Linked DNA regions of Homo sapiens: region 1 is linked to region 2. The links are chromatin loops, found by intact Hi-C in ENCODE. Cell type or tissue: endothelial cell of umbilical vein. All regions are shown on one strand. Region 1 overlaps SSBP2 (single stranded DNA binding protein 2). Region 2 overlaps SSBP2 (single stranded DNA binding protein 2).

The links. Hi-C counts contacts between places; a loop is a spot of excess contacts. Peaks named below come from ENCODE experiments on the same cell type or tissue, not always from the same donor. Only the 100,000 strongest peaks of a DNase experiment are listed, where the experiment ranks them.
Region 1: a loop joins it to region 2, with 4 times the contacts of the local background. A loop is called at or near these places in 2 of 110 quality-filtered maps.

The regions. Positions count from the first base shown.
Region 1 is chr5:81,551,853-81,555,852 of GRCh38, reverse strand. The region is part of intron 4 of SSBP2 (single stranded DNA binding protein 2); the gene reads left to right. Among named protein-coding and RNA genes, the nearest start is that of ACOT12, 160 kb to the right of the region's middle. In endothelial cell of umbilical vein, no CTCF peak of the experiment used is centred here; DNase peaks (open chromatin) are centred at 1,882 and 2,772; H3K27ac peaks cover 2,738 bases.
Region 2 is chr5:81,625,026-81,629,025 of GRCh38, reverse strand. All of the region lies in intron 3 of SSBP2 (single stranded DNA binding protein 2), which reads left to right. Among named protein-coding and RNA genes, the nearest start is that of SSBP2, 120 kb to the left of the region's middle. In endothelial cell of umbilical vein, no CTCF peak of the experiment used is centred here; a DNase peak (open chromatin) is centred at 2,345; H3K27ac peaks cover 1,064 bases.

The DNA of each region.
Region 1 (4,000 bases), 73 kb after region 2:
GAGAAAAATACCAAAAATGTGGAGACTCAGAGAACTAGAAGATATTAAGAATATATTTTTAATAGAAAATCACTTTACAAACTGATACAGATTGTACATTGATCTCATTTTTATCTAAATGATTTACATAAAATGTTAACAGCAATTGTTATATTTGATTTTTATTTTCTTACTGGTTCTATGTGTTTTCTGATTTTTGTACAATGAACATATATTATTGTGTTAGTAATAAAACTGACTACTAGTAGACCAGGGTGACAACATAGAAGCCCAAGCTAATTAGAATGTGAAGACAATGTGGCAGGGTCAGGCAAAGATGAGGCATCCTGGAAGATGTATAAGGAAAATGCTCAAGTTGCCAAAGAAGTTGGAGAAATATTTTTGATAATGCCACTAAGGACACATTTGGTGTCTTTAATTTCTTATATTTAACCACAATTTACATGGGCTAATATATGAGTAGTCCCTGAAAATGACTTTCCATAAAAAACAACCAAAATGAGTTATATAAATTATAAATCACATTTAGGAACATTTGTAAATGTTCCTTATTTCCTAAGATACAGATTTTTATTAGTTTATACAGATGTTCTTAGTTTTGTGACTTACTGATAATGTTTTATATTAGTGATTTATTTTTAATTAGAAAAATTAAATTTATTTTGCTATAAATAAAGTCTGTACTTTATTATAGAAGTGGAGGACCTTGTTTTGTAAGAAATCACAATTATTTCTTTAAACAAGGCAAAGAAATTTTATTTGGTCAAAAATAATCAGAAATTACAGAAAGCAATATTGAGTGAAGTACTGTTATTAACCAGATGAAACTTAAAGTAGTTTTACTGTGGTATTCTACTGCAACATCTGCACGGTGGCACTACCCAGATGCTCACTATAAAGTTCAATGGCTCCTGACAAGCATTAAGTTCCTTTCAGTGGCTGTACTATGTTAGGAGTCATTGAAACAGAAGAGAAATCAGATTTTACCAAAGTTTATCTCTTAAGTCAACACATTTTTATTTAAATTATCATCATGAATGGTATTTATTATCTCTATAATGACCAAATCAGTTGTTGAGAGCTATCTTAGTATAAAAGCTTAGGATACAAATTACTGGCTTGCCCATAAACTGTCATGCAAAACAAACAAACCAAAGCAAATAACAATTCTAAACCTCTTTTTCTATTTGTCCTTTAAATATAAGTCAAAAAGGCTAGTGGTTTATTAGCTATAACTAAAATATAATTTGTAGGAGGAATTTTTATGTAACCATTGTTAAAAACAAATTAATTCAATAGAGAATGAGCCTCAGAGCAAGAATATATGTGGATATACATAGTGTTTTTATGTGAAATATAAAATTTGAGCCTTTGTGTTAATTAAATATATAATTATTATCTAAAATTAAATAAATATAATTATATATTTAAAATTGTACATACTTGTGCATTATTTTATTCAGCCATTCCACTAACTAGTATGACCATGAATAATGAAATGGTTTTGAATGAAAGAATGTCAGTAATAGGCATATTTACAAGAAATTTCATGTTAATTAAATCCATTATGTTACAGAATTTTTTAAGGAGAAGTGGTAGAAGTCCCACTTATGATTGTTTGACAATGGACTAAAAAAGTCTACACATTGTTGGGACCAAGCATCACTGGCCATAGATGTGTCAGATGTCCTAATGGATCTTATTTATATCTAATTTTTATTATTCAAGTTGATTTTAATCATAATGTAGACCGGAATCTGTTTTTGTTACTTATGCAAGCACTCTCTTTTTTTAAAATTAATGGATTTCTCATTTATTCAGGAAGTCTCTAATGGCATTTGGGGGAGGGGAAGTTTATTAGTTCCTTCCTGAGTAATGCAGTTTTTATTTCTTGTTGAAACTGTGGTCTCAGCCAAAAATCAGTGTTGGGTGGAAGAAAGTATTAATAAAAAAGGGTAGGAGAGAAGGAGGGAAAGAAAGCAGGAAAGGATAAAGGTAGGAAAGGATGGTAAGAAAAGAAGAGAAAGCAAAAAAGGAAAACAAGAAAGTTAACTATACAAACATTTAGTTCACTTGTATAAAAAGTAAATACATTGTAAATTGTTCTGCTGAAACAACAACATCCTGTCCTTATCTCACTTCTACACCCTGCTGCCTCTATTTCCTGCTGCCCTGATGATGATATTTTATTTATATATAAATATATGAAGCAATATGTATATTTTGATGATGTTTGTTACTGAATTTCTAAGTAATTGAAACATAAAGGAGAATTATTCTGGTTATAAATTTTTCTGAGTTTTTATATGATTACTGGAAAATAGCTAGCCATTTCTATAACTTTATAAGTTTACTTCAGTAATGATATTTTTCTGATGCTATGAGTTAAGAAAATGTCCAGCCCAAGTCTGGGGTTTAGGGAGTAGCTAGTATGTAGTGTGTGGAGAGGTGCAGGGTGGAGTGTATCACAATCCTGCTATTTCCCTTATAAAATAAACTTGTTTCTGAAAGATTCTTATATTTTTAGAATTGATCTCTCAGCCTTTGTAATTTTTATAAATATTTAACTTGTCTAGAGAAAATAAAACATAAAAGGTAGTTACAGAGAGTAGGGTCACAAGTGAAAGAATAGGTTTTGCATGTACATTTCGTGTTGGCTCTACTTAACCTTACAATCCATATTGAGGAAGGTAAATTCAATATTGCTGTTAATCAAATCACTGAGCTTAAGTGACTCACCCAAGGCCTCATGGACAATGGACAATTGTTAGGGTTGAATGAGAATTCATACCTCCTCTTCCGATTCTCAGCAGTCATGGAGTCTCATTATCATCCTCATTTCCTGAACTGCTACTGTGCTGGAAGTACTCCTGACAGTTTGTATCCTCCCTCAGAAGCTGTGACCTATTTTTAATGTTGCTTTTTCAGGTAAAGAGATAATATTACATGCTGTGTAATATTATCCATTGCTGTATAAATGGATGAAGAAGAATTTATAAATTCCAGACCTACTTAGCATTTTCATGCTCTTTATAATTACTAAAAGTCTATCACTATTTGAGTCACAGGTTAACTTAAAAAAATTAAAGAATCCAAAACTGTATTTTTGTTCTACCAATTCCTCTTCACATGCACACCTTTACATTATTTTCTGTAAATCCTGTTTTACTTTGGGTTTTTTTTTTTCTTCTTTCTTTTTTCTTTTTTTTTTTTAAGAGACATAGTCTTGCTCTGTTGCCCAGGCTGGAGTGCAGTGGTGTGATCTCAGCTCACTGCATCCTCTGCCTCCTGGGTTCAAGTGAGTCTTGTGCCTCAGCCTCCCAAGTAGGTGGGATTATGGGCATGTGTCGTCACACCTGGCTAATTTTTGTATTTTAGTAGAGACAGGGTTTTACCATGTTGGTCAGGCTGGTCTCAAACTCCTGTCCTCAAGTGATCCACCCACCTGGGCCTCCCAAAATTTTGGGATCACCAGACATGAGCCACCGTGCCCGGCCTTTACTTTGTTTTGACTGTAAATTTCTGGTTTCTTAATACAGTTTCCGATGATAATTAAATATTAGGTTCACTCTACTTCTTAACTATAGATATTTATTCTAAATACATATTATATGAACCCAGCTATGTCATATGGATTTGAGAACTAGCATTAAACATACTTTTAGGCTCTTGTTTGCTTATTTATCTCTCTATACAAGAATTAGCACAAATATTCATATACTCACTAACCAAGATAATGTTATTAATTTTATGCTACAAAACAAAATAAGCCATATCCAATATTTTCCTAATGTCAAGTGAATGTAACTAAAAAAGGAATGTAAGTGAGATCACAGTGTGTGAAGTGTGAGTTGATACACTGATACCTTTTATGATTCAATTAAATGTTTTCTGAAAATAGCCTCTTCAAATTCTTAGAAATTTCCTAAGAAATGTACAATAAGCATCAAAATGTGTAATTACTTTAGATCTATTTAATAGTTGTCAACATTTTAAAATA
Region 2 (4,000 bases):
GACAGAGCAAGACCTTGTCTCAAAAAAAAAAGATGGATTAAAGAGGGTTGAGAAAAGAGGCAGAGACTAGTAGACTCGGGGGAAAAGTTGGTGAAGAGTGGGAGTGTTTGAAGATGTATGAAAAAGAGATACATATGACATATGCAAAATAAGCAGAACAAAGTGCCAGCGAGATGAGAGGCAAAGGCCTCAGAATGGAAGAGGGGGAATTTCTGTCTTTAATATAGGATAGAGAAATTTGTGTGATTGACTTTCTGGAGCTTTTTTCCCTTGTTTCTAATGTGATTTCCCTAATCACTTTTTCTTTTCCTTTTTAGTTTATTTACCCCATACTCAGCATCCCAGTTTATAATACATTTACCTGAATCAAATCCCCTCTGAAAACTTGCTTCTTGTTTGTACTTTTTGTTAAACATTCCCAACTCTTACATTAGTTCCAGAAATAAAAATGCCAATAAGCTTCTTTCTTCTGATGTTAATGTGTTTTTTTACTTGTGCAATTTTAAAACATAGGCTTTTAAAAACTTTCTATTTAAAGTTTTAATTGCAGAAACTATAGCTCTTGATATGATGCCTTTTATAACTCTCATATCTCTTGATATAGTTTGGCTGTGTCCCCACTCAAATCTCATCTTGAATTGTAGTTCCCATAATCCCCACGTGTGGTGGGAGGGACTTGGTGAGAGGTAATTGAATCATGAGGGCGATTCCCCCATGCTATTCTAGAAATAGTAAGTTCTCACACAATCTGGTGGTTTTGTAAGGGGCTTCCCCCTTCGCTCAGCTTTCATTCTTCTCCATGCTGTCGCCATGTGAATCTGCCATGGATTCTAAGCTTCCTGAGGCCTCCCCAGCCATGCTGAACTGTGAGTCAGTTAAACCTCATTCCTTTATAAATTACCCAGTCTCAGGTATGTCTTTATTAGCAGCTTGAGAGCAGACAAGTACACCTTTTTTTTTTTTCTTTTTTTGAGACAGGGTCACCCAGGCTGGAGTGCAGTGGCACAATCATAGCTCGCTGCAGCCTCCATCTCCCGGGCTTAAGTGATCCTCCCACCTAAGCCTCCTGAGTAGCTGGGACTAAAGGAGCATATCACCATGCCCAGCTACTTTTTCATATTTTTTTGTAGCGATGAGGTTTTGCTGTTGTTGCTCAGGCTGGTCTCAAACTCCTGGGATCGAGACTCACTCGCCTCTGCTTCTGCCTGCCAAAGTGCTGGGATTACAGGCATGAGCCACCACAACCAGCCTATACCTCATTTTTATTTAACAAAATAAAAATATAGAGCACCTTTTAAAGTGACTTTGGTCCCCTGTATTTATATCCTGAAATCAAATATATATAACATTGTAGAGAAAATAAAATATAAGATTATTCTAAGAATTCTGTTTCTTTCACCTGGTGGTGGAAAGTCCAATCTTGTAGTATGCTAGCACTCTAATTATTTTAGAACCTAATGAATAATATCAGGTATAGCTAAGAATAACCAAATACCCACAGGAAAACAAGTGCAATGGCATTAGTTAGCTCACTAGAATGGTATAATATTTATAATTGGCTTACTGGTTTTTACTCATCTGGTATGTCTTTCCTATAACAGGCAAGGTATAATAACTATTTGAGTTGGGTTAAACTAAGCATCGTATAAGACAGTGTAGGTGACAACGGGGCTAGAAGGAGGAGGCTGATAAGAGTGAGAAGGGAGAAAAAGTGTTAGCAAGAGAGAAGGCAAAAAACATAGGCCATAGAGAACAAAACTAAAATTCAGCATGGGAGAAGAGGAAAGGCATGTGGAATACAGAGGAAAATTTGGTGGGGAGAGAACATTGTAAAAAACGGAGGGAATCTTCATTAAATGTAAAGGACTCAAAAGAAAAATGAGGCAAATGTTACTCAAGTTAATTAGAAAACTTTTTATTTCGCTATACTAGCTATATGAGACTTTTTCTATAATATTTTTAGTACCTTTAAGCTTCTTTTAAAATTACTTTTGCGTATGTCATCTCTTTGTCTCTGTATAAAACACTGTAAAATACATAACATTTATTTTCTCTTTTTACATAAATCAAAAAACTATTTGCCCAAGGTCAAATTTAGAGTTAGAATTCAAGTTCCTGAATTGTAACCAGTGCTCATCTCAGTAACACATATTTCTTAATCACAGAGCTCAATTCAGTGTCCCACTATTAATAAGTCATTAATTACATTTCCCATTTGAGCATTGTGAGTGGCTAATTCCAGGCAGTGTATATAAATGGGACTCAAAAGTTTTCTCTTCTGAGTCATGTCTATATTGAGGCATCCACGGATCCCTGGCAGCTGCATGTAGGGTGAGGGGGTGGTTGCCATAGGATATTCAGGAAATGAGTTGGTGCATGGGGTCAAAGGTAGGCTAACAATGTGCTTGCTGTCTTATCTGGTACAGATATCCATCCCACTCTTATAATAGCTGATGCTGCTCAGACTGCTGGAACTGTAGAAACCTGCCCATAATCAGAATAAGGAGTCTTGCATTAAGAACTCTTAAAACCACACTCACGTTAGAAACAAAATAACGTAATAATTAAAAGGCTCAAGCCCAGCTCTGCCACTGTGTGACTTTAGGCAAATTATTTAATCTAATTTAACCTAAGCTTCAGTTCCTTCATCTACAAAGTGGGGATAATAATTAGAAGGATTAGATGTTGAATATGTGATACTTCGTATATGATGCTTGTATAGTACTTACTCAATAATGGTAACTATCTTCATTATATTTTAAAATAGAAATTGATTTCTAATCCAGGAGTATTGTGAGAATTTTATAAAAGTGAAGCAAAATTTAATGCTTTCATTTTTAAAGGTATTAAGTAATGCTAGGGAATAATATTAATACAAGTTATACATATGGGGAAGTTCTAAGATGAAGAACAGGTACATACACATTTCATGTGAAACTGTTTTTGGTCTTATGAATGGATAGGATAGTTTTCTTAAACAGAGATTGTCAGTAACTAACATTCATTGATATATTTTTGGGACAAAGACAAATGACTTCCTTAGTTATTAAGACTTGAGCTTATAACAACGTGGCTTGTTCCTCAGAAAAAATGTTTTCCATGGCGTTTTATTGTTTTGTTCTGTCTTTTAAAAAATTTTTGTTGTCGGGTAGTCCTAGATCTGGCCAGTGGCATAAGTTGTATAATTATGTTAGCATTCCATCTTCTGGGACACATCTGGCATGTTTATTCACCCTTGTAGACTTCTCTGACAACCATTTTGCTTTCTGTGTTCCCTTGAGATATTAACAAGCTACCTAAGTCATTTCAACTTACATTCTCAGGAATAGAGGGAGATACAGTGTTTGGTTGAGAATCTTCAACTTGGGAATGCCGTATTTTCTCTTGATTTATGAGGGGAAGATTTTAATAATAATAAATGATATGAGATCAAAGACTTCAATACTTTGTAAGTTTTGCTTCTCTGTATTCAGTCTGTGTCTTCATTTGTAAAATATAAAATTTTCACTTGTTTCTGCTTGGGAATAAAGAGTGTATAAAACTCTAAAGTATTATTCATGATGATGAACCCATTACATTTCAAGGATAATATTTGCTTTCATGTTTAATAGTTGTAGGATTAGAGGAACTGAGAAGCTCCTTAGTCACCAGCATCTCAGGTTGTAGAGGGGCAAAGTCTGCATCTTTAGAGGTTCAAAATTTTCTGAGCTTGGCCCTCTTGGAGATAAAGGAACAAGTACAGTGGATCATCAGAATAGCTTACTAAAGTACATCAGAAAAATCCCTCGACCCAAGCACAAATCAAGTATTGCTATGAAACTTACCTAAACTAAAAGTCCTACTTCTTCCTCTAGGAGATAAGTCTACATTTTTGTATACTAATTATCACATTGTCATAATATCAGCCAAAAGCATTTGTTAAAAATATTAGTGAAATTTTTATATATACTATATAACCTTACATCAAGTTATGTAGCATATATAGGTGAAGTGAGCAATT